2 separate regions of the Homo sapiens genome follow, and region 1 is linked to region 2. A link is an interaction called in ENCODE POLR2A ChIA-PET data of the cell type or tissue named here. Cell type or tissue: B cell. All regions are shown on one strand. Links, peaks and the distances in the headings refer to the core of each region. The heading gives the core; the rest is flanking DNA.

Region 1 (12,143 bases), core at 1,312-9,311, 140 kb before region 2:
ACTCAGGTCTGGGATTAATGTAGAGAGTGTTTGTAGCAGTTTGTGTGATGTGGTATTCTAGTGTGCCAGGTGGGGTTAATGGAAGATTTTTCTGTAAGAATTGAATCTTGGTGAATGAGAGTGGGGTTGGACATAGGCCCCATAAGTCATTACAAATGATCTTTGGCAATTCTATATGGTGAGCTATAAAGGTGGGCTCCAGGTAGGGATGTCATATTTGCCTGACTTGATAGAAAAGTAATCCAGAGAGTCATAGATGGACTCTGATATCTGGAATATAATATGTGCTTGATATTTGTAGTCTGCTGAAGGCTGGCTGGGGCTTGGGCAGGAAAGGGTTGGGAGAAGGTCCCATAAAGCATGTTTTGAAGGCCTTGAGAGCCTCTGCACTGGGCTTTATCCCCATTTCATAGTTGGGAACTTTGGGGTTTTACCTTATTTCTTGCTTGGTTAAAACAAACAGCTGGAATCTGATCCCACTTCTTGATTCCAAGTCCATTGCTCTTTCCATTGTGTTGTTACTATTTCCAGCAATCTTCACCTCACTGGGAAGTCTACCTCTAATCTTTGTTTATCATACCTGCTTATTTTCTCCTACAATTTTTTTCCTTGTTCTTGTAGACATGCGTCGGGATGTCCAGGAAATTTTTCGCATGACCCCCCACGAGAAGCAGGTCATGATGTTCAGTGCTACCTTGAGCAAAGAGATCCGTCCAGTCTGCCGCAAGTTCATGCAAGATGTAAATACCCTTCTACCTTCTCTCCCTCCACTCCCCGCCCGCTGCCTCCTCCCCTTCCTCGCCCTCTTCCTCAGACTCCCTTGTCATTCAAGTGCCAAGAAGGCGGCTTGTGCCCAACTGGGAGTAATGACTCCTTGAAGAGACATACAGAAGCAGAGACAGCTAGTGTTAGGGCCTGCGCGGGTGCCAGGGAAACTCCGGAAGACTTGGTCGGGTTAATGTGAGAGCGGGTAGTGTTCGACTTTTTCATAAATCACAACATTTTTGAACCTCTTCTCCCTTTGGGGGAGGGCAGGATTTTTCTGCCCTACCACCCACCCATCCATCGTCTCTTACATGCACCCTACAGCCACGCACCCTCAAGGTGGCATCGAGCGTACAGCTGGAGCCTTCTGCTCACCAAAACTCCTACTTCCCGGTGGCAGGAGAGCAAGAGAGGGACAGACAGATGGCAGGGCATGTCCAAAAGAAGAGCATCAGCACAAATGAATCCTCCCCTTCCCCACCTCCAGGGGTGGGGGCCTTTGGCACCTCAATCCCCGATACCCTACTCCTTCCCACCCACATCTCCTTGCACCCATCTGGAACCTCGGTTGATGTGAGCCGGCAACAGAGAAGCACCGTGGCGCGGCGAGGGAATGCAGACGGCACCCAGCGGTGGATGGCGGCAGCGGAGGCCGCGGGGAAACCTGACCAGGAAGCTGAGGACCAAACCAGCCTCTTTTTCCGTTCCCGGTTTTTTTCCTGAACCCAACGCGTGCCGTGCCCCGTTTCCCCCAATATGTGTTGGGGAGGGGTGTCCTGAATGGGGTGGTAGATTTTTTTTCTTAAAAAAATTTTTTTGTTTTTTTTAATACTCAGAGGAGAGGGACATAGGAAAGGTAAAGTGGATGTAATCGGGTGGTTGTTAGGGTTTGGGGCTAGGTGGGGCCAATTGCATAAGCAGTGGAGTGTGTTCTTCCCCTCCCTGCAGTGTTCCTTCCCGTGGGATGATCACTCTTTAGCTGTATTTGGGGCTAGAATGAGATTTGAAGGAGGCCATGGAACTTCTCTTTAGAAAGCCTGCCTTGGCTGGGCCTGGTGGCTCACCTCTAATCCCAGCACTTTGGGAGGCCAAGGTGGGAGGATTGCTTGAGCCCAGGAATTTGAGACTAGCTGGGGCAGTGTAGTGAGACTTTGTCTCTACCAGAAAAACCGGGCGTGGTGGCGCATGCCTGTAGTCCCAGCTACTTGGGAAGCTGAGGCAGGAGGGTTTGCTTGAGCCCGGGACGTGGAGGTGGCAGTAAGCTGTAATTGTGCCACTGTACTCCAGCCTGGGTGATAGAGAGAGACCCTGTATCAAAACAAAACAAAAAACAAAACCTGCCTTCTGGGATTGGGCTTCTGGTTTTTTTCCCATGACACACGCATCCTTTCCTATTTTGTCCTCTGGGTCTTCATATTAACTATCTTCCCCCAGGATAGTATAAAAAGTGTTAGGAAAGTTGGGCTTTGGAGTTGTGGTAATTTCTGTCTTTGTTACTTTCCTCCCCTTCAGGGGGTTTTTTAATTTTAAAGATGAATGCAGTGAGGTATAATGGTGTGTGCCTGTAGTCCCAGCTATTCAGGAGACTGAAGCAGGAGGATCACTTGAGCCCAGGAATTTGAGGCTATAGTGTGCTATGATTGTGCCAGTGAATAGCCACTGCACTCCAGCCTGGGCAACATGGTGAGATCCTGTCCCTTAAAAGTGTATCTGCTGCTCTGAATTTGGTATTTTAACACCACTTACTGATACCTTTCCTGTAAACCTGTAGATGGTTTAATTCTTAGTCAAGAGACCAGTCTCATCTAAAACTATCCTGTTGTGGTCTGACGGCAAGTAACTCATCTTGAGTAATTTTTGTTTCTCCTTAAGTGGCATTTTGACTGTCCATTGCAGCATTCTGATCTTAAAAGACATCCACTTTGCTAATGCACACGAGATTCTCTTAGTTGAAGTAGGAGAATCAAATGGAGCAGTTGTCCTCCCCCCACCCCATGTTCTTAGAAGCACCTCTGATGGAGTTATTCTGACCTTGAGTCACTGCCTCCCATCATTTCCCAGATGTTTGGTCCTTGCTCTCCCTTTGAGAATCATCTCCCATTTTCTTTCCTCTCCCACCTCTATTTGAGGTAATGGCATCTGTGCCATTGGGTGGTTTCACTGCTCCTTGACTTCATTTGCAGTTTCTTTCCCATGATAGTTTTTAGTTGGGCAGTCTTAAAACTCATCTGATAGGAAGGAAATTAGATGTAATGTGAGAGAGACCACAGTAAAATGTGGGTATTTTTGGGAGTGGGGTGGGGTTTTCAATCTTCTCTTTCCTCCCCATCCCCCCATGGGGTGTATTGGAGATCAACTTCCTCCACCCCCCCAGGTTTAACCCCCCCACTCTGCCCTCCTCCCGTTCCCCACCCCCTTCCTCCCCCCCAGCCAATGGAGATCTTCGTGGATGATGAGACGAAGTTGACGCTGCATGGGTTGCAGCAGTACTACGTGAAACTGAAGGACAACGAGAAGAACCGGAAGCTCTTTGACCTTCTGGATGTCCTTGAGTTCAACCAGGTCAGTTAGACGTCCAGTAGGGGGATGAGCATTGGAGCACTCCAGCTGTAGCAGAAACCTGGATATTAAGTACACTTTTATTGAGGAAATCACATGTGTGATGTGGGAGAGAATAATGAGGGTATAAATATCTTAGGGGCTGAGCATGAGTAAGGTGGGAGCTGCTTTTCTATTCTATGGCTGGCACGGGTATGTCCTCAATAACCTCAAGGAAAATAAACTTCAAAAATTAAGATCCTTGGCCAGGCACGGTGGCTTATGTGTGTAATCCCAGCACTTGGGGAGGCTGAGGGAGGTGGATCACTTGAGTCCAGGAGTTTGAGACCAGTCGGGGCAACATGGCGAAACTTCATCACTACCAAAGAAGAAAAAAATTAGCCAGGTGTGGTGGTGTATGCCTGTAGTCCCAGATACTCTGGTGGCTGAGGTGAGAGGATAGCTTGAGCCCAGGAAATTGAGGCTGCAGTGAACTATGATTGCACTACTGTGCTCCAGCTTGGGCAACAGAGTGAGATCTTGTCTCCAAAAGTCCTTGAAGGATTTTAGGAAGTTGTTAAAAGTCTTGAAACGATGTTTGGGGGCATGTTAGGGTTCTTGAATGTTTAATTCCTCTAATAACTGCTTATTCAAGAGAAGCATTTCTGACTGGGTGCAGGGCAGTGGCTCATGCCCATAATCCCAGTACTTTGGGAGGCTGAGGCAGGAGCATTGCTTGAGCCCAGGACTTCAAGACCAGCCTGGGTAACATAGGGAGACGCCCGTCTCTACAAATAGTAAAAATAAAAAATAAAAAAAGTAGCTGGGCGTGGTGGTGTGCACCTGTGGTCCCAGCTGCTTGGGATGCTGAGGTGGAAGGATCTCTTAAACCCAGGAGGGTGGAGGCTGCAGTGACTTGCGATTGCACCACTGCACTCCAGTCTGGGGGACAGAGTGAGACCCCATCTCAAAAAAGTGTTTAATTAATATACTTGTGAGTGGTCTATTTGCATTTAAAACTGCTTTCTAGAATTAGGATAGCTCCCTTAGGTTTAATGTTTTGGTGAGCAGGAATATCAGTTACCCCTCCAGATCTTAATTCTAGTTTTTTATCACTTTTTCATGAGGTGATCTCATCCTCATCTCCTAGCATGTCTGGCAATTTTGATTTCTGAACTCTGTGCTACCTCAGAGGCCAGCTTCCTTAGGGAAAAATCAGTGCTGAAGTAAAGTTATATTTCCTTTTCTGCTCTAAATATATAGTGGGGGAATAAGAGAAATGAAGAGGAATTCCTGAGAACGTAATTACTAGAAACTCCCCTCTCCCACGTAATGTCTCTCACACACCATGGACCCCTATTCCCCCAATTTGCGACCCCCCACCCCACCCCACAACAGGTGGTGATCTTTGTGAAGTCTGTGCAGCGGTGCATTGCCTTGGCCCAGCTACTAGTGGAGCAGAACTTCCCAGCCATTGCCATCCACCGTGGGATGCCCCAGGAGGAGAGGTGAGCTGAAGATGGGAAAGATATTTTGTGTCCTTGGGAGAAAAAGACAGTTGAGAGAAGGGAATCTCAACATGTTTTAAATTTCCTTTCTCACAAAGGCTTTCTCGGTATCAGCAGTTTAAAGATTTTCAACGACGAATTCTTGTGGCTACCAACCTATTTGGCCGAGGCATGGACATCGAGCGGGTGAACATTGCTTTTAATTATGACATGCCTGAGGATTCTGACACCTACCTGCATCGGGTAAACCTCACAGGCTGAAAAAATCCCACTCTCCCATTCCCTTGTTTTCTGTTTGTACATCTTCATTCCTGCCTCTGGGTCTCTTTCCTCTTCGGTCTTCCAGTGCTACCCTCTGTCTCCCTCCAGGTGGCCAGAGCAGGCCGGTTTGGCACCAAGGGCTTGGCTATCACATTTGTGTCCGATGAGAATGATGCCAAGATCCTCAATGATGTGCAGGATCGCTTTGAGGTCAATATTAGTGAGCTGCCTGATGAGATAGACATCTCCTCCTACAGTGAGTACTGATCTCATGAAACCCTTTAGGTCCTCCCTGTTCCTTAGTGTGTTTGTCCGAAATCCCATCACATAGGTCATGGGCATCTGATGCATAATGGACACTTGACTGGTTCATGCCCCCTGGTCTTTGATGCTGTGTTGGGATGTTTTTCTGACCTTTATGTGGGGTGTCTTGTCTTCTCTCATCATATTACATCCCTTCCCTCACCCCCACGTCCGTCCTCTGAACCCAGGCAGTACACCAGTGTCTGCATGTGTGCCGTGTGTTCCTGCCTCACTTTCCCCTTTTCATGCCTTATTCTGACCATGCTACGTTTTCTTCTCAGTTGAACAGACACGGTAGAAGACTCGCCCATTTTGGAATGTGACCGTCTGTCCTTCAGGAGAGGACACCAGGGTGGGGGTGAAGGAGACACTACTGCCCCCACCCCTGACAGCCCCCACCCCATGGCTTCCATCTTTTGCATCACCACCACTCCTGAACCCCCATTTCTGATTTGTCAGAATTTTTTTTTAACAAAACTAAAAATGAAACACATGTGTCTGTGGTATCTATAAGTGCTTCGTCCCTTTATTGTATTTGGGGTGAGGTTATTTTAGGGCATGGTCCAGGGTGAATTCCTATAAGGCCTGGGTGCCCTGCCTGCTGTGAGATCAAAGGGGAATGGGACTAAGACTGCAGAGCCCTGGCTCCCCCACTGCCTGCCAATTGCCTGCGCTTTGTGGTCTCTTCCACTTTCTCTGGCCTGGGAAGACGCTGGGGTGTTTATGATCCCAAGGCTCCTGGTGGGTGGTGCGTGTATTTTCAGCGCCGGAGGGTGCTGTGGGCACTGGGGGAAACTTAGGCGCCTCCTCCAAGGCTCTCTTGGTGCCTCCTCATCTGTTCCTTCAGCTTCTGGATCTTGAGCACCAGGGCTTGGGCCTCCCAGGCTCCCTCCTGCCCTTCAAGGAGGGCCTGGTACAGCTCCAGCTGCTGCTCCAACAACTCTTCAGCTCGGGCCAGCTCAGCTGTGCGGTGGGTCCCAGGGCCCTGGTCAGGGAATTAAGGGAGGGAGCATCAGCCAGGGCAGGGGGCTGAGGCCCTGGGAAGCTTTGTTGCAGGCTGTGGCTGGAAGTGAGAAATTCCACCTTCCCTATTCGTTTTTGAACCGGTCGTTTAAGGACACCTGTACTGAGAAGGCCAGGTAGCTTCCTGTCTTGGGCATAGGCCTCTGGGTGGTAGTAGGGGGAGCAAATAGAGTTCCCTGGCCCAGGGGCTGTAACTGGCTTCCTTGAACAAGGATATGGGGTCACTGGAAAGAGGATCAGCTGCTCCTCCCCGCTAAGAAATAATTAACTGTTAGGTGAGGGGGAATAGATCCTGTTCAAGGACTTTGTGGACTGTGCTGTTGTGGGTGGGGGTGGGGTGAGGGAAGGGAACCCTGAGGTCTGGGCTGGGGGAGGTGGGGAGAGGAGTTGGTAGCTGAACTAAGAAAAGAGCTGCAGGGGTAGGCATGGTGTGGGGTGGTGCAGGGTGGGATTGAGGGTTTTTTTTTCCCACACCCCAGTGTAAATTCTCACACCCTCTGTTCCTACCTGTGGTGCCACTTACCCTGGGAGGGGACGTCATCTTCCCATTTCCTCTGGAGCTGGTCTGCTCTTCCATGCTTGCTTTGGGGTTTTGGGAGCAGCACCCATGGGAGCCCTGGGGTGCCAAGGACCAGGAGGGCAGAAGGAGGCGAAGGAAATGGTACCGAGAGAGCCAGGGCAGAGGGAGGACCATGGCGGGTGACCTGGCAGGGAGCTGTGTGAGCTGTCCAACGGCCACCAGGAACTGGTTCGCTCCAGGACTTGGCCTCACTTGAGTGCCTGGCCCTGCCCAGGCCCCAGCCCCCAGCCCTGCCCCTGCCCCTGCCCCACTCTGCCCCACGTCTCTCCCAGCCTGGCCCCAGACAGAGTCCAGGAACAACTCCTGTTCCTGATGTGAAAAATGTCCCTGCCAGTTTAGGCAGAACTTGCTTTAGAGCACTGGTGCCCAGCCTACCACAGGTCTGTGATTTTTTTTTTTTGATCTAGTGTTTATTAGGTATGAATTTTACAAACATTAGCGGTAGCTGTGGAGCTGGAGAGTATTGCACCTTCTCCAAGCTGCATGGCGAGAACCACCAATAGTGTGGTAGAACTTACAGCCCTTTCCAAGGCCGTGGCTCTCTTGGCCTGCAGATAGCCTACGCATCTCCCTATGCTTGTTGTGGACCACTGGGTGTCAGGTTTCCTTCTGATAGTGTTATGGAATGGATCAACTAGGATAGCCTCAAAAACTTTGTATGTGGAATCTTTAACCAGCCCAGTGAGAATTCAGGACTCAGAGCCCCACAGTGGCATCCAGCTTGCTCTTCTGTAACAGACTGAAGGCTTTAAGCAAACTAGCTGGTTAACACCATGATAGACAGGCTTGCTGTTAAGTTGCCTTCTTAGGAACTAGATTTTCAGCCACCGTGGCGCTTATATGTAACATAACCTTGCTTGGCTGTAGCCCAGTAGCGTGCTTTATTGGGCTGGGTGGGGCGGGGATCCCTGTGGAGAGCAGAGAGCTGGTGGTACTGCCAGCAGCGGACCCTCAGAAGAAAGCTCATGACATCAGACTGCTTCTTCCATAGCTTCTGGATGTACTTGTATGCACCATCTTGGTTTACCCAGTGGCTGCTGCCAGACAGAAAGGAAAGGCTACCACAGGTCTTGTGTCTTTTTTTTTTTTTTTTTTTTTTTGAGACGGAGTCTCGCTCTGTTGCCCAGGCTGGAGTGCAGTGGCGCAATCTGGGCTCACTGCAAGCTCTGCCTCCCGGGTTCACGCCATTCTCCTGCCTCACCCTCCCGAGGAGCTGGGACTACAGGTGCTCGCCACTACGCCCGGCTAATTTTTTGTATTTTTAGTGGAGACGGGGTTTCACCGTGTTAGCCAGGGTGGTCTCGATCTCCTGACCTCATGATCCGCCCGTCTTGGCCTCCCAAAGTGCTGGGATTACAGGCGTGAGCCACCGCACCCGGCATTTCTTAACACTGTCTTTTCTCACTTCACTCTGCAAGGTAGGAATTACCTCACTGGTTTGCACCTGAGGAAACTGGCTCAGATGGTTTCATTCAGCATTCACTGGGGAAGTGTCTGTTGGGGGCAGCTCTAGGCTGGATGTGCTCGAAGGTCCATAGCTGGTTGTTGGTAGGGCCTGGAGGGTTCATGTCTAGGTCCACCTGACTTGAAAGCTCATCCTGACCTTGCTTAAGTGCTGATTCCCCTTTGCAGATGTACCTTTTATTGTGCTTCCCTTTATTGCTCTTTGCAGATGCTGTTTTTTATTTAGAGATTGGAGGCTTGTGGCAACCCTGTGTCAAGCACATCAAACAGGTCTATTGGTGCTATTTTCCCAACAGCAGGCAGACATCATGTCTCCATGTCACGCTGTGGAATTCTCAAAATGTTTCAAGCGTTTTCATTATTATACTTGTTACAGTGACCTGTAATCAGTTACTGAAGTTAACTATTGTGATTGTTTTGGGACACCATGAGCGATGCTCATATAAGACAGCAAACTTAATGGAAAAATGTGTGTGTTGTGACTGCTTCACCAACTGGCCATTCTCCCGACTCTGCTTTCCAGGCCTCCCTATTCCCTGAGGCACAACAATATTGAAAGGAATAATCCATGCGGCAAATGGCAAACATCATTGTCTTATTTTAAGAAGTTGTCAAAGCAGCCTTCAGCAGCCATGCCCCTGATCCATGGAGGCAAGACCCTCCCCCAGCAAAAAGATCAGGATTAGCTGAAGCCTCATATGATGGTTAGCATTTGTTTAGCAATTAAGTATTTTAAAATTAAAGTATATGGCCAGATACAGTGGCTCACGCCTGTAATCCCAGCACTTTGGGAGGCCGAGGTGGGTGGATCACTTGAGGTCAGGAGTTCAAGATTAGCCTGGCCAACATGGTGAAACCTCATCTCTACTAAAAATACAAAAATTAGCTGGGCATGGTGATGGGCACCTGTAGTCCCAGCTACTTGGGAGGCTGAGCAGGAGAATGGCTTGAACTCAGGAGGCGGAGGTTGCAGTGAGCCAAAATCGTGGCACTGCACTCCAGCCTGGGTGACAGAGCGAGACTCCATTAAGTATATACACAGTTTTTTGTACACAATGCTACTGTACACTTAACAGACTACAATATAGTACAAACATAACTTTTATGCACAATAGGAAACTAAAAAGTTTGTGTGACTCACTTTGTTGCTATGGTCTGGAAACAAATCTTCAGTATCTCCGAGGTATGCCTGTCATTTCCCTTTCCCTCTTCTTGCTGGCCCAGAATGACCTTGTTTCTTGCCCCTGTCTAGCCCTGCATGCTGTAGGGGTTTGCCTTCTCTGGTAGGTCTGGGCACTTTGTATCCCTTGTAACCTTGGCTCCTGGGATATGACACTGGTACAACTGGCCTCAAGTTCTGTTGGACTAGTGAGCCTCCCCCAACACCTCCTGAAGTAGAACCAAAGGCCTGTGCACACACCGTGCATGTGTGAGTCTGCATAGAGATGTCAGCTTCCTGCAGGGTGTTCTGAAGGGATGTCCTGTTGTGACTGGACTGTGACATAGCCACAGGCCCAGAGGCAGGAGTGGCTCAGAAGGGAGTGGCTGGTCCCAATTTTGATCATCTAGGAACAGGAAGGTCCTTAGAAAACCATGCCCCAGAAGGCAGGATTGCTGGAGAGTGGACAGCTGCTAGCCAGCTCGCTATCTGGATATCACTCTGCATTGGGAGGGAAGATGGCCTCTGCCATGGTGTAAGAGTCCAGGAACCAGGCAGTGAGGACTTCCCAGCGGTCAGTGCTTCTCACACTTGCGGGCCAAAGCACCTTTAGATGAGGCCAAAGACTTTACGTTCCTCATTAGCTGACTTTTTCCCACTTAAGTGGAAAAAGAACCCAGAACCTTTGTAAAAGTTTAAGGGGAGAAGGGCTTTCCCTCTTGTATCTTGGTGATAAGGTTATGCATGACTCATACTTTAATTGCAATGTGTACACAGCTAAAGTCTTAATTATTAGAATATAAGAGCCCCAAACTACTGTTATTATAGATAAGCGAAACTATGCAGTATATGGTTAAACAAACCACAACTAATTAACATTGAAAGTTGGCCGGGCGCAGTGGCTCATGCTTGTAATCCCGGCACTTTGGGAGGCCGAGGCAGGGGGATCGCTTAAGGTCAGGAGTTCAAGACTAGCCTGGCGAACATGATGAAACCCCGTCTCTACTAAAAATACAAAAAATTAGCTAAGCGTGGTGGTAGCCACCTGTAATCCCAGCTACTTGTGAGGCTGAGGCAGGAGAATTGCTTGAACCTGGGAGGCGGAGGTTGCAGTGAGCTGAGATTGTGCCACTGCACTCCAGCCTGGGCGACAGAGCAAGACTCCGTCTCTCAAAAAAAAAAAAAAAAAAAAAAAAAAAAAAAAAAAAAGAAAAGAAAAAAAATTAACTACATTTTTGGGAGGTGGACAGAGCAATGCTCTGTCACCCAGGCTGGAGTGCAATGGCACAATCTCTGCTTGCTGGAACCTCCGCTTGCCGGGTTCAAGCAATTCTTATGCCTCTGCCTCCCAAGAAGCTGGGATTACAGACGTGTGCCACTATGCCGAGCTAATTTTTGTATTTTTAGTACAGACAGGGTTTCACCATGTTGGCCAGGCTGGTCTTGAACACCTGGCCTCAAGTGATCCGACTGCCTCAGCCTCCCAGAGTGCTGGGATTACAGGTGTGAACCACCGTGCCTGGCCCTCTATCTGTTAATTTAAAAGATTAGCAGCCATTTAGAAAAAACAACAAATGAGACTTTTGCAAGACAATCTAAATGATACACTAATAACAATCCTTTGGGAAAGTGACATTTCAACCATGTGAGTTTCTGCTTTAGGTTATGAACTCCAAAATGGACTAAATGGACTAACCCCCAATAATTTATAGTAGCTAGTTTTTTTTTTTTTTCACAGTAGGTAATTCTAAACCATAAATAAAATAGAATCTGAATTTTGGCTTTGTTCACCTGTGGGAACTTAATTAAGAAAGCACTGGCCTTTGGGTCGGTTCAAATATAGTGGATGAGGCCAGGCGCAGTGGCTCACACCTGTAATCTCAGCACTTTGGGAGGCCGAGGCGGGCGGATCATGAGGTCAAGAGATCGAGACCATCCTGGCCAACATGGTGAAACCCCGTCTCTACTAAAAATACAAAAATTAGCCGGGCATGGTGGTGCACGCCTGTAGTCCCAGCCACTCGGGAGGCTGAGGCAGGAGAATCACTTGAACCCGGGAGCCAGAGGTTACAGTGAGCTGAGATCATGCCACTGCACTCCAGCCTGGCGACAGAGCGAGACTCTTGTCTCAAAAAACAAAAAACAAAACCAAAAAGAAAGAAAACCAAATATAGTGGATAATCGTGGATCTCATAATTGTAGAAATGAAGGAATTAAGCTAAAAAAATACATAAACCAGAATACCTAGTGCTAAAGTGGAATGTCCCCACCAAAACTCATGTTGACATTTAATTGCTATCCTAATGGTATTAAGATGCAAGACTTTTTTTTTTTCTTTTTTTGAGATGGAGTTTCGCTCTTGTTGCCCAGGCTGGAGTGCAATGGCACAATCTCAGCTCACTGCAACCTCCGCCTCCCATGTTCAAGTGATTCTCCTGTCTCAGCCTCCTGAGTAGTTGGAATTACAGGCACATGCCACCACGCCCAGCTAATTTTTGTATTTTTAGTAGAGACGGGGTTTCATCATATTGGTCAGGCTGGT
Region 2 (12,143 bases), core at 1,494-9,493:
ATGATCAAAGGTAAACATGCTCTTTAGATAAACTCTCTTACATGTCTTTGTACTTACTCGAAGCTATTAACTCAAGGTAAGGGGATTAGGCTGCTTTCAGCTATAACCCTATCCTGAGGCTTTTGCAAAACTTTCCACCTTCCAAGAAGGTTTGTGTCTATTTCCTATAACTTTATCTTTATAATTATTCCCACCACCTGACCAATCCCCTACAATGTTGGAATTTTATCTTTTAGTGTAAACTTGGATTTGGGTGGATTGCAGTGGTTCATGACTATAATCCCAGCTCTTTGGGAATCGAAGGCAGGAAGATTGCTTAAGCCCAGGAGTTCCAGGCTGCAGTGAGCTATGATTGTGCCATTGCACTCCAGCCTGAGTGACAGGAGGAGACCCTGTCCCCAAAACAGAAAAATAAATAAAATTTTAAAATAATAAAAATTATAAACTTGGATTTATGTGGAGGTTAAGGAAGAGAATATTTCAGTTTGAAAATATGAAGCTAAGCCCCACAACGAAATAGTTACAGAGTTTTAAAAAAGAAAATGTTCATTAAAACCCACCACCAGAAACTCTCTTTCAAGAGGATCCTTCATATTTTCATGGCATTGAATCTTTCTTAAAGTGCATTTGAAAGAGATGTTTTCAGTGGAATAGAGAGATGTGTAACAATATTTACAAAAGCGGTTGGCTGTAATAAAAAGGAAAACGCAAATGAGTGGGGACACAGGGGACCCTGTTCCATTTATTCTCAAAGCACGTTTGAAAACTGCGTTGCCATAGCGTCCTTGGGTAGAGGCAAAGTCGAGGCAGATCTTGTTCCTGGAGTATTGATTTGATTTTGGAAACGGTCCAAGGCTTTCAGAAATCAGGCTGACTTTCAGATCTAAAGTCTCAAGAATATTCGTTCTAGCAGTGAGCCTGTGAGAATCTAGCCCATCTGGGCGATGCACGCTCTGCTTCCACCTAGTGGCAGTGATTGGAAGGACAGGGCACAGTGTTACTGCATGGGTGGGGCTGAAGCCAAGGTGAAACCGCCTTTGCAAAATTATAACTAAGGAAATGATGACAGTGAAAGACATCAAACCTAACTGACCCCATCTTGCTTCCAACCGCTAAACTGCCCTTCTTCATTTCTAGGCGTAGGCTGAACTAGCCTTGGGAAGGAATTTAGTTTATAGTTTAAAGGGAAACTGTTCTTGTAAAACGAAGAAAGGCCACCGGCCATTAAGTTAGGATGAGAGGGGCTGGAATTCTGAATATTACCAGCCATTATTCCAGAGGTCATAAGATTTGCAACTTCTCCAGTTACTCTTGAAGGTAACATCACTATTGTGAACCTCAGAGTGGCCTTTTGAGATGTCTTTTCAGGTTTTTGTATTTTTAACAGCTGGAGGGCCCCATCTGGACCTGCCAACCAGTCCTGTGGCCCCCACGTTCAGGAACTGACTCAGCCTAAGAGAATGGCCTCCACTCACTATGATTTCATACCGGAGCCAACCAGTCAGCACTCCCGATTCACTGGCCCCCCTATCCACCAAATTATCCTTAAAAACTGATGAGAGTTTTTGGGGAGACTGATTTGAGTAATAAAACTCTGGTCTCCCGCACAGCTGGCTCTGCATGAATTACTCTTTCTCTGTTGCAATTCTCCTGTCTTGATAAATCGGCTTCGTCTAGGTAGCCGGCAAGATGAACCCACTTGGTGGTTACAAAGGGAGTCCAGGCCAGTGTGCATTACTGTAGTGGGGTCCAGGTAGCGGAGGAAAGGCGAGGACACTCAGGGAATAAATGGCAGAGGAAGAAGGAGCACAAGGGAGGACCCAAACCCTCCAGACCTCTCCTTCCTTCTCTCCCTGTTAGGGTTGGAGGGAACCAGCGTGGTCCCAGGAGGGGTGGCTGGTGGGGTGCAGAAAACGCCCTGGTTGCAAAGGGGCCTCACGTGCCCGACACAAGGGTCCTGGCTGTTAGCTGCTACTCATGAGTTCAAACTAGGAGGAGGCTCACATGTGTCCTTTGCAAAGTAGACTCCTTATCTCCCACTCCGGCTGGTTTCCCAAATCCATCCTGATAAAGCAGAAAAACCAAGAGCCAAATTCTGCGGGTGACCTTTCTGACAGCTGGAAGGTCCTCCCCATCCCCATTCCTTGCGTGCTCTCCTCTTGTCCTGCCCCCTCTGCTTTGTCTCCACTTCCTCATCCTTTTCCCTCTCTGGACCCTGCTCCTGAGTATCTCCCACCTTCTTCAGACAACTTCTCCTCATGAAGTACAGAGTCCCCCACCTCCAGGAAAAAGAGACAAAGACCACGAGAAGGACCTGAGAAACGCCTGTGACCCCGCCCCTGAGTCCAGCCTCTCCCTCAGCGCTGGCTCTGGCTGTGTGTGTGTGTATGTATTTTTGTTTTGTTTGTTTGTTTTTGAGACAGGGTCTCACTCTGACAGTCTGCAGTGTCCTGATCACAGCTTACTGCAGGCTCCAACTCCTGGACTCAGGCAATCCTCCCACCTCAGCTTCTCGAGTAGCTGGGACTACAGACTGGAGCCACCACACCCAGTGTGTGTGTGTGTGTGTGTGTGTGTGTGTTTGTGTATATATATACCCTTTTTTTTTTTTTTTTTTTTTGTAGAGACTGGGTCTTGCTTTGTTACCCATGCTGGTCTTGAACTTCTGGCTTCAAACAATTCTCATGCCTCAGCCTCCCAAAGTGCTGAGATTACAGGCATAAACCACAATGCCTGGCCCCTGTGTGTGTACATACAAAGTCAAAGTGCTAAACCTGGCGCCTAGGAAACATCCCCACCTAGGCATTGCTTGCAACAGTCGGTATTTTGTGCACCTGTGCTTTTATTTCAGGAGCTGGGACAGTTATATTCATCAGAACAGCACGGTGTCAAGGCCCTCACCCCCAGAAAGCTTAGGAGACACTGTTTTATGGAGGAGAGTGAGATTGGAGGAAGCCCTGACTCCAGGTCTCCTGATCCTTCCTACACAAAGCGAAGCTGAAAAAAAGTGCAGGACACTCCATTTCCTCCTGGGACCAGACAGGGAAGCCAGAGCCACCATGGATGTCAAATTCCGGCAAGGAAACACCAGTATAGCAAAATCTCCACATCACATTTTAAAGCTCACACAATGGCTCAAAGAGAACCCACATCAAAAAACCGAATTCCTAGCTCAGGTGAGATCACCAAAGTTGCCTGTGAGGCTTCGTGGAACCTGCAGGTAGAAAGGACATCTTTATTTCGAGCTGCAGCCCAGTTGCTTCTGCGTCTTGGAGCCCCTTGAAAGGACCCTCTCCCTTCAACAGTACATAGGGAGGCCATTTCTGGGGAGAAATGTAGACTGTCCTTAGACTCCTGAGGTTTTTACACTTGCTTGCTGACTCTGTGGACTTTGACTTCATCATTAAACATCTTATAATGATGTAATTTGCTTTGACTGTAAGTGTAGAACAGGACGCTGTTCCTGAATCAGGAAACAAGGGACTGGTGACCTGAACTGCCACCACCCTCCCTGGTGCTCAGATGCAATGAAATCGTGAGGCAACAAATCTATGGCTAGGTAAAGGGTCAACTCCATTTCAGCAAATGTTTCAGATGTTCCTTCCTGCCTAGTAATGTTCCAGCTTTACCCCAGCCTTAATCTTTTAAAATGTATATTTTCCTTAGCGTTGATTTTAAAGTAATTCGTATGTATTTATTACACTGGGTTTGTTGCAGTAAGCCACCTCGAATGTTGCTGTAGAATTAAAGTAAGCAAATAAATGTGTGGTTCTCCAAGGAGTTATTGCTAACACCATCTTAAAAATGTATTAACCCCAAATCCAATCACTTCTCACTCCTCTACTGCCTCCTCCCCAGGGCCATCCTCTCCAAGATAGTAAACCAGAAGGCCTTCCAGCTGGGCTGCCTGCTGACTCTCACACCCGCTGTCCATCACCCACACAATAGTCAGAGTGAGCATTTCAAATGGGAATTAGAGCTCATCCTCGCCTCCGCGTCCCACAGACATGCCAGCCTCTTCCCTTCTTAGCACAGTGAAACCCCAGTCTCTCACTATGTTTTACAGCCCCTCATCCCTCATCACAGGATCCTTCTGGCCACTCTGGCCTCATCCCACCCCTCTCGGCCCAGCTCATTCATCTCCACTAACACTGCTCAATCCTGTCTCAGGCACCTCCCACTGGAACTCCCCAAGTGCACCTGCTCCCCAGGGATCCAAAGGGATCCAAAGGCCCCTCACACCATTCAGGTCTCTGCTCAGACGTCCAGTGTTCAAATTCCCAGGAACATCTTGATCAACAGACTATATCTCCTACCATCCTCACCACCATCAACCTTCTAGCTCAAGCATATTTTCTCCATAACAATTATCACCGGTATTAGAATTGTTTTCATTTGTTTCATTGGTTGTCATGTTCTTCGAGGCAGGGACCTTGTCTAGTCACCACTTGGATTTCCAGCATCTAGAAATCCAAGGACAGAGAAGGGGCTCAATAAATATGGGTTGAGTAAATGGGTGAATATAATTGGTACACTGCTTTTTTTTTTTTTTTTTTTTTTTTTTGAGACAGAGTCTCTCTCTGTCACCCAGGCTGGAGTGCAGTGGCATGATCTCGGCTCACTGCAAGCTCTGCCTCCTGGGTTCACACCATTCTCCTGCCTCAGCCTCCAGAGTAGCTGGGATTACAGGCGTCCGCCACCACGCTTGGCTAATTTTTTGTATTTTTAGTAGAGATGGGGTTTCACTGTGTTAGCCAGAATGGTCTGGATCTCCTGACCTCGTGATCTGCCCGCCTGGGCCTCCCAAAGTGCTGGGATTACAGGCGTGAGCCTCTGCGCCCAGCCGGTACACTGCTTTTGAGAAGTAATTTGATAATATGTATGAGAAGGCTTAAAAATATTCATGCGGCCGGGCATGATGGCTCACGCCTGTAATCCCAGCACTTTGGGAGGCCGAGGCGGGTGGATCATGAGGTCAGGAGTTCGAGACCAGCATGGCCAATATGGTGAAACTCTGTCTCTACTAAAAATACAAAAAGTAGCCAGGTGTGGTGACGTGTGCCTGTAATCCCAGCTACTTAGGAGGTTGAGGAAGGAGAATCTCTTGAACCCAGGAGGTGGAGGTTGCAGTGAGCTGAGATCTCGCCACTGCACTCCATCCTGTGTGACAAAGCGAGATTCCGTCTCAAAAAAAAAAAAAAATTTCATGCCTTTTGACCCAGTAACTTTTATTGAGAAATCTGTGATTTTAAAACAAAATCCAATATATAGAAAGATCTTTAGGTATAAGGATATTAATTACAATAATGAAAAAAACATGCAAAAGAAGAGTGGCTAGGTCCTCTGTTTGGAAACAGCCTACAGCTGGTGAAAGCTGTGTGTAAGAAGATTTTGTAATATGATAGAAAGTTGTGTATTGATAATAAAGTTTTGAAAAGCAAGATTCAAAATAACTCATAAGCATGACGACACTAAGTCATCCTGCACAGTCACCCGCATGCACAAAAACCAGGAGTGGAAACTCAGGGGCAGCTGCAAAGCACAGCTCCAGGCCCCTTCCCTCTGAAGTCTGAGGCTCTGCCAGGCAACGTTTCATCCCGATCCTCCCAGTGGAGACACTGGCAGTTTCCATCCTTCTGCTTCTTTATACCTTTTTATATTTTCTGTACTTGAGATTTTACTTCCTAAGAAGATAAAATACCTATTAGAAAGTTTTAAAAATTTGAAATAAAATTTTAAAGAAGTCCAAACGTCTGGCCAGGCGCATTGGCTCATGCCTGTAATCCCTGCACTTTGGGAGGCCGAGGCGGGCAGATCACGAGGTGAGGAGTTCGAGACCAGCCTGGCCAACATAGCGAAACCCTGTCTCTACTAAAAATACAAAAAATTAGCTGGATGTGGTGGTGGGTGTCTGTAATTCCAGCTACTCAGGAGACTGAGGCAGGAGAATCGCTGGAACTCGAGACGCAGAGCTTGCAGTGAGCCAAAATCGTGCCACTACACTCCAGCCTGGGTGATAAGAGCAAAACTCTGTCTCAAAAAAAAAAAAAAAAAAGTCCAAATGTCCATTCCCAACTCAGCTTCAAGGAAAGTCTCCTCTAGACTCCACAGGGTAGAAATTCCTGTTGATGGCACCTTCAGAAGGTAAGAAAGGAACTCGTCCTCCACCATGCCTGACCCGTCTTTGGGTTTTAGGCATTGGCCGACTGATAAAGGCAATACTGAGAGTGTGATCAATGTGTAGACGACCGATTGTCATATAATATGAATCTCACCACACCTGAGAGAGTGGGATAGATTCTCTCATTTTCATAGTTTGGGCATCTGAGTCCCTGAGAGCCTGAATGCCTGACATGGATTCTCCAAGAATGTTGGCCTTCAGACTCTAAAGGGCCCCGGGTCTCCTGTGAAGCCCCCTGTGCATGCACCACACCCGCAGAGGCTCCACAACGGCGGGAAGGGCACCCAGGGTCAGAGCCCAGGCGAGTTCACACTCGGGGACCATCCACATCCAGGGCGTGCAGGGGAGGGGCCGAGGTGAGAGCCCAACCCCTGCCTAGGCTGTGGTGACTGGTGGCTGCACGGGGGTCCCAGCGCTCCTGGAGCTATCATTCTTTATCTCCTGAAGACCCCGGACCCGCACATACCAAAATTCTGCATTTCTGGTGGCGCGGTCTTCTCTTTTGAGATGTAAACACTACTTCTCGAATCTTAAAGCCAGCCATTGCCACTCCTAAGGGATAAGCCTCTAACTCCACTGAAATTAGCCTCAGAATTTCAGCTGAGCATTTGGAGCCACAGGCAGGAAGTCTGTGGGATTTGCACCTGGCTGATCTGGAAGGTGGTCCTGAAAGGTAGTGTGTGACTAGGGGGGCTTTGAGGGGCATGGATGTCCCTGATGAAAGGAGAACAAGACAGATGGGAAGGTTCCAAAAGTGAACTTTAGGGGGCCCTGTGCCCATCACTAGGATTTGGAAAATCTTTTCCCAGCCACTTTTGGCCTGTGGGTTTTCATTCTGCTTTCCTGTCTGCCAAGCCATTCCAGGCAATCCCTTCATTTGGTAAACATTTATCAAATACCTACTGTGTGCAGGGCATTGTTTTAAGAGGAGCTGGGACTGAGATAAGAGGAAATAAACCCTCCTTGCCCTCAAGGCGTGCCCAGTCTTGCTCAGGCAGAGATCAGTAAGGAAATCATAACACAAATTGAGAGAGGAAAAAGGAAGAAACTGGTCAGGCGGGCAGTTATGGTGGGTCCTCAGTTGAATTATTTCAAACAAAAGAACGGCCTGCAGGCACAAAGAAGGGAACTTGCACAGGGGGGCTTGCCTAAGACATGCCCACAGCTGCACAAATAAGAAAGGCTGCACAGGAGACTTGCCCAGACATGCCCGCAATGGAAAATTCTGTCCCCCGATACGTGGGCAGTCAGGGAAACAAAGCAATATGGAGTAACTTAAGCTAAGGGCCTGCATGGGCACTAGGAGGATGGGGTGGAGCTACCGGAAATTCGTGCCTTATGCAAATGAGACACCCAGCCCTCATCAGTTTCTTATAAAAGGCTTTGCATTCAGCTGTAAAAATGGCAACCATCTTCCAAGCCCCCTCTCCGTGGGGGAGAGCTTTCTTCTTTTGCTTATTAAACTTTTGCTCCAACCTCACCCTTTGTATCCATGCTCCTTAATTCTCTTGGTGGTGAGACAAAGAACTCCAGGTAACACCTCACAAGGAGAGACTGAGAGGCTGCTACGTTGTGGTGCATTGGCAAGACTAACAAACTGGCTAGTGGGACATGCACACTTGCTTGGTAGACATATATGTAGATCTTCAGCTCTGACTAATGAAGGAATACCAAAAATCTCATAAAAGAAAATAATATTATTTGAGCTTTGTTTTGTGGTCTAAGTGGGAGCCCCACAGGCACCCAGGGTAGGAGAGCTTTGCTCAGAATCCAGGAAGTGAACATCTTTCCCTGGGCCAGGCCAAGAATGAGACTAAGCTGATTGAGGAGCCTGGTGCCTCCTGGCAAGAAAGGGTGTCTGACACCTGACTATCCAGAAGTCACAGCTACTCAATATTGAGACTTGAAACAGAGAGAGAGACAGAGAGAGAGAGAGAGACAGAGAGAGAGAGAGAGACAGAGAGAGAGAGAGAGACAGAGAGAGAGAGAGAGAGAGAGAGAGAGATCTGATTTGAAAAGCAGAATTCTGCTGGGGGCTTGTTAAATGCAGAGTTTCTGATACAGTAGGTCCAGGCCAGGCCCTGAAGATTGCATATCTAAGTTCCCAGGTGATGCCAATGCTGCTTCCCCCAGGACCACACTTTGAGAACCACCACCCTAAGGCAATCTGTGTTGGTTTCTAATATCAGAAGAGGGCTGGGAGTGGGCTGGGAGGCAGAGGTGTAGGATCAGTGCGACCACACCTGACCCACCCTGGACAGCTCCCCACCCCATTCTTGCAGCATTTTATTTCCTGGGAGTCCTGGGAATGGAAGACACCCAGGAAGGGACCAAATGTGGGGTCACAGGGTGATCCAGAGGCTCGGCTTCATACAGCACCTGGGGCTCCCGCCACTCCACAACTGGCCCCCACACCCTCAGTCTTCCCACCCCTCACGACACTGACCTCCAGACCTTCCTCGACTAATCTCAGCAGGTTGGGCCTGGGATGTGACACTAGGAGCTCTGAGTGTACCTTCTGATCCAAAGATAGGGTGACCGCGTATGACAAGTACTCAGATGGGCCATTAATAGGACCTTGAACATTTGGCAAATGGCTTCAGTCACGTGTGCTTGAGAATTCCAGTGTTTTCTAGATATGGCATCCATGAGCCCACACAAACACTGGAGGGCGTCGTGAGCATACTGAAACCCATAACTGCTGCACTGGATCCCCTAGAATCCCTTTCCCACTTAGACCAAGATTTGAACAAAATTTCCTTCACCAAACAAACTGCATTTAATTAATCATGCTGTTATTTTACCTTGTAATGGAAAAAAGACAGATGTAAAGAAAGATCATGCAATTAAAAAGAAAACAACGTACTGAATTAAAATGGCGGTAAACCTCCTTGTTAAAGGAATAACATAATATTTAGAAAATTTTTAAATTTTATTTCGATAAAGGTTAAAAAATTCCATTAGTTTTTAAAAAGTTTTTCATTTTGAATTTTTTGGGGGTTTGTTTGGTCTCCTTAGGAATTATCTTTTATTTCTTGATATAGTTCAAAATTCAAAATTCAAAATGTTCAAAAGGTAAAATGTCTCTCTCTTACCCTGTCTCATCCCCAACAGGCAACCAAGGATATTAACTTCTTGCTTATTCTTCCAAATATATTTTATGCATATGCAAGCAAATATAAATGTGTACATATATATCCTTTGTCCCTTTTCACACAAATTTTAGCAGACTCTATATGTTATTCTACACCTTGCTTTATTTCTTCATGAGGGAATATCAAGAGTTTTCTATGTCTTTCTTCTTTTGTGTTAAATGTTTGTAGACTCTGCCGTGTAGCTATGCAGTGCTTGTTTGGGTTTTCTTAAGAAGGGAGGCCTCCTTATGTTACCCAGAGTGGAGTAGAGTGTATTCACAGGTGAATGCTACTGTGCCCAGCTTGCAATGCTTTTTTAACCAGTCCCCTAGTGACAGACATTTGGATTATTTTTTCTTTTATCTGTCATTTTCTTTCTTCTTTTCTTTTTGCTTTTACAAACAGGGTTGCAACATATAATTCTGAATACAGTCATTTTTCAGGAATGCAGGTGTGTTTTGGACACATTTCTAGAAGTGGGACTACTGGGTGTATGCATTTTTAATTTGGACAGAAATAGCCATACTGCCTTTCCTGAAAACATTTCCAGTTTGCAGGCCCATCTGCAGTATATCAGAGTACCTGTTTTGGTACCATTATTTTTTTGATTATAGAAATATGTAGAGATATATATTTGGGAGCCATCTGTGTCTAGATGATATTTAAAATCCTGAGAGTGGAGGACACCGGAGTGATTAGGAAGGTAGTAACACCCCAGAGTGCTCCAGCATCTACAGCAAAAGGAGCCAATGAAGGGGGACTGAGGAGGAGCAGCCAGTTGGGGAGGAAGAGAACTTGACCTGTAAAATGTCAAAGAAGATTTTAAAGCGGGGAGCTGATACAACCTCTTCAGAGAACAATTTGACATCCTATAACACCACATGGTAAAAGCACAGTAATCCCATTCCTACATCCATATCTTGGGGAACTCACACAGGGGACCAGAGAGAGATGACCCAGGATGTTCATTGTGGCAGTGTCTGTAACAGAAACAAGCTAAAGGTCACGGACAGAAGAGATAAATTGTGGGATATTCCTCCCATGAATACTATCCAGAACTGAAAACAAAGTAACTGTTTCTATGGGTGTGGGTTCACCTCATAAACCATATTAAATGATAAAGCAAGCCACAGAATGATACATTCAACAAAAAACAATTTATACGAAGTCTAAAATCATGTAAAACAAAGGGATTTTAAAAACTTTGTAACAATATAAAGGCATTCACCAAATTCAAGACATCCGCCACTCCCCACTGGCAGTCCTTGCTTTACTCAGTACAGTATCGACTGAAACACATACATAACAGAACTGTGGAAAATCAGGGCTATCTGCATATATTTCTATTATTTTCTATGTATACTACATATAGCCAATAATATTAAAATGTTACAAATTGACAAACCTGAGTGGTGGCTTCACAAAGATTTCTTTTAATTCTCTATTCTTCCAGCTAGAACTACTTCAGCTAGATCAAGTGGTGGCAGTGATCTGCAAAAGTCAGAGGTCACAGTTACCATGACAACCCCAACAGAGCAGGCAAGGTTGTGCTTGACCTGCAGGGAGTGTGGGGAAGGTTAACAGAGGGCAGTGTCCCAGGTTCAGAACAGAAGGACAGCCAGCAAGGGCGCTGCTTGATATCTATGAAAAGAAAGCAAGAATTGAGGAGCAGGAGGCTGAGGGTGTTTGATCCAAGACAAAGTCATAATCTGTTCTCAATGCCTAGACCTCACCTAACTTTCAGATTCAGATCCCAATGACAGAGGAGGGGAGTCCATATCCCTAGGAGGAAGAACCCTGGAACACCCTGGGAGTATATGCTGGGTCAATTCCCTGAACTCTTCTGCAAAGGAACCTACAGCCATTTACACAGGAGACTGTACACCGGGAAAGGGAAATAGGCAGAATTTGGGTGAGTATTGACTTTGTGTGTGAACTAACATTGATGCCCAGATTCCTACAGCACCATCGTGTCCCATCACAGAGGGGCTTCCAGAGGCCAGGACACATTATAGCTCACAATCCCGTAGTCCCAGCCCTGTTTAGTTCCCTATTCCTTGAGTGCATAATGGCATTGATGCACTGGCAGCTGGAGTGACCCCCACACCGCGTCTCTAACCTGTGGATTAATGGCTCTTATTGCGCTGAAGGCTAAAGGGAAACCTCTGAAACTGCCCCTATCCCAACCGAAGCGATATTACGTCCCAGGGCAGGTCTTGGAGGTTATTGCAGGTATTGTGGGGGGTAGCACCACCATTAGAGAGCTGTAGGAGGTGGGATAGTGCTGGAGTTGCCTATTATCTCCGTGTATTCTGTCCTTGCAGAAGCCCAATAGGACCTAAAGAATGAACAGGATTACTTCAGACTTGACCAAGTAGTGGTCTTGATTGCAGCTGCCATGCTGGCTGGATATCACTGCTAGCAGAAGTTAATGAGGCTGCAGGCCAATGGTGTGCAGCCGAGGATTTGCTGAGTGCATTCCTTTCCAGCTAGAAAGTGGATATGGAGTTATTCACATTCATACCACATTTATTTACACTTTCCCTGAGAGCTATTATAACTCTTCTGTCATCTGTAACATAGTCTTAAGAGATGCCGGACATTCTACAGAATATTAAATCTGTTCATTTCATTGGCAACATCATAGATTGGGATGGATGAGAAAGAAGGTGGAAAGTATGCTGGAGGTCTTGGTAAAACACATGCACCCCAGAAAGAGGAGGATAAATCTTACAGAAATTTAGGAGTGGCAACTGCAGTGAAATTTTATGGGTCCAGTGGCTAGGTGCATGCAGAGATATTTCTTCCAAGTAAAAACAAAAGAAAAC

Evidence for each region. Peaks named below come from ENCODE experiments on the same cell type or tissue, not always from the same donor. Only the 100,000 strongest peaks of a DNase experiment are listed, where the experiment ranks them.
Region 1: POLR2A ChIA-PET joins it to region 2 with 11 read pairs; 15 of 35 experiments call an interaction of 5 or more read pairs at or near these places.

What each region holds. Positions count from the first base shown.
Region 1 is chr6:31,523,964-31,536,106 of GRCh38, reverse strand. It overlaps MCCD1 (mitochondrial coiled-coil domain 1), which reads right to left and starts at 7,145. Exons shown (of 2, transcript NM_001011700.3): 1 at 6,922-7,145; 2 at 5,875-6,360. The coding sequence starts at 7,092. The coding sequence ends at 6,172. It overlaps DDX39B (DExD-box helicase 39B), which reads left to right. Exons shown (of 11, transcript NM_004640.7): 6 at 622-740; 7 at 3,196-3,327; 8 at 4,702-4,811; 9 at 4,910-5,054; 10 at 5,181-5,328; 11 at 5,657-5,881. The coding sequence ends at 5,673. ATP6V1G2-DDX39B (ATP6V1G2-DDX39B readthrough (NMD candidate)) reads left to right here. Exons shown (of 13, transcript NR_037853.1): 8 at 622-740; 9 at 3,196-3,327; 10 at 4,702-4,811; 11 at 4,910-5,054; 12 at 5,181-5,328; 13 at 5,657-5,888. It also overlaps the pseudogene RPL15P4. In B cell, for the core only: no CTCF peak of the experiment used is centred there; no DNase peak of the experiment used is centred there.
Region 2 is chr6:31,385,926-31,398,068 of GRCh38, reverse strand. It overlaps MICA-AS1 (MICA antisense RNA 1), which reads left to right. Exons shown (of 2, transcript NR_148222.1): 2 at 2,852-3,780. LOC124901300 (a long non-coding RNA gene) reads right to left here. Exons shown (of 3, transcript XR_007059542.1): 2 at 10,721-10,806; 3 at 10,211-10,295. Among named protein-coding and RNA genes, the nearest start is that of MICA-AS1, 8.5 kb to the left of the region's middle. In B cell, for the core only: no CTCF peak of the experiment used is centred there; no DNase peak of the experiment used is centred there.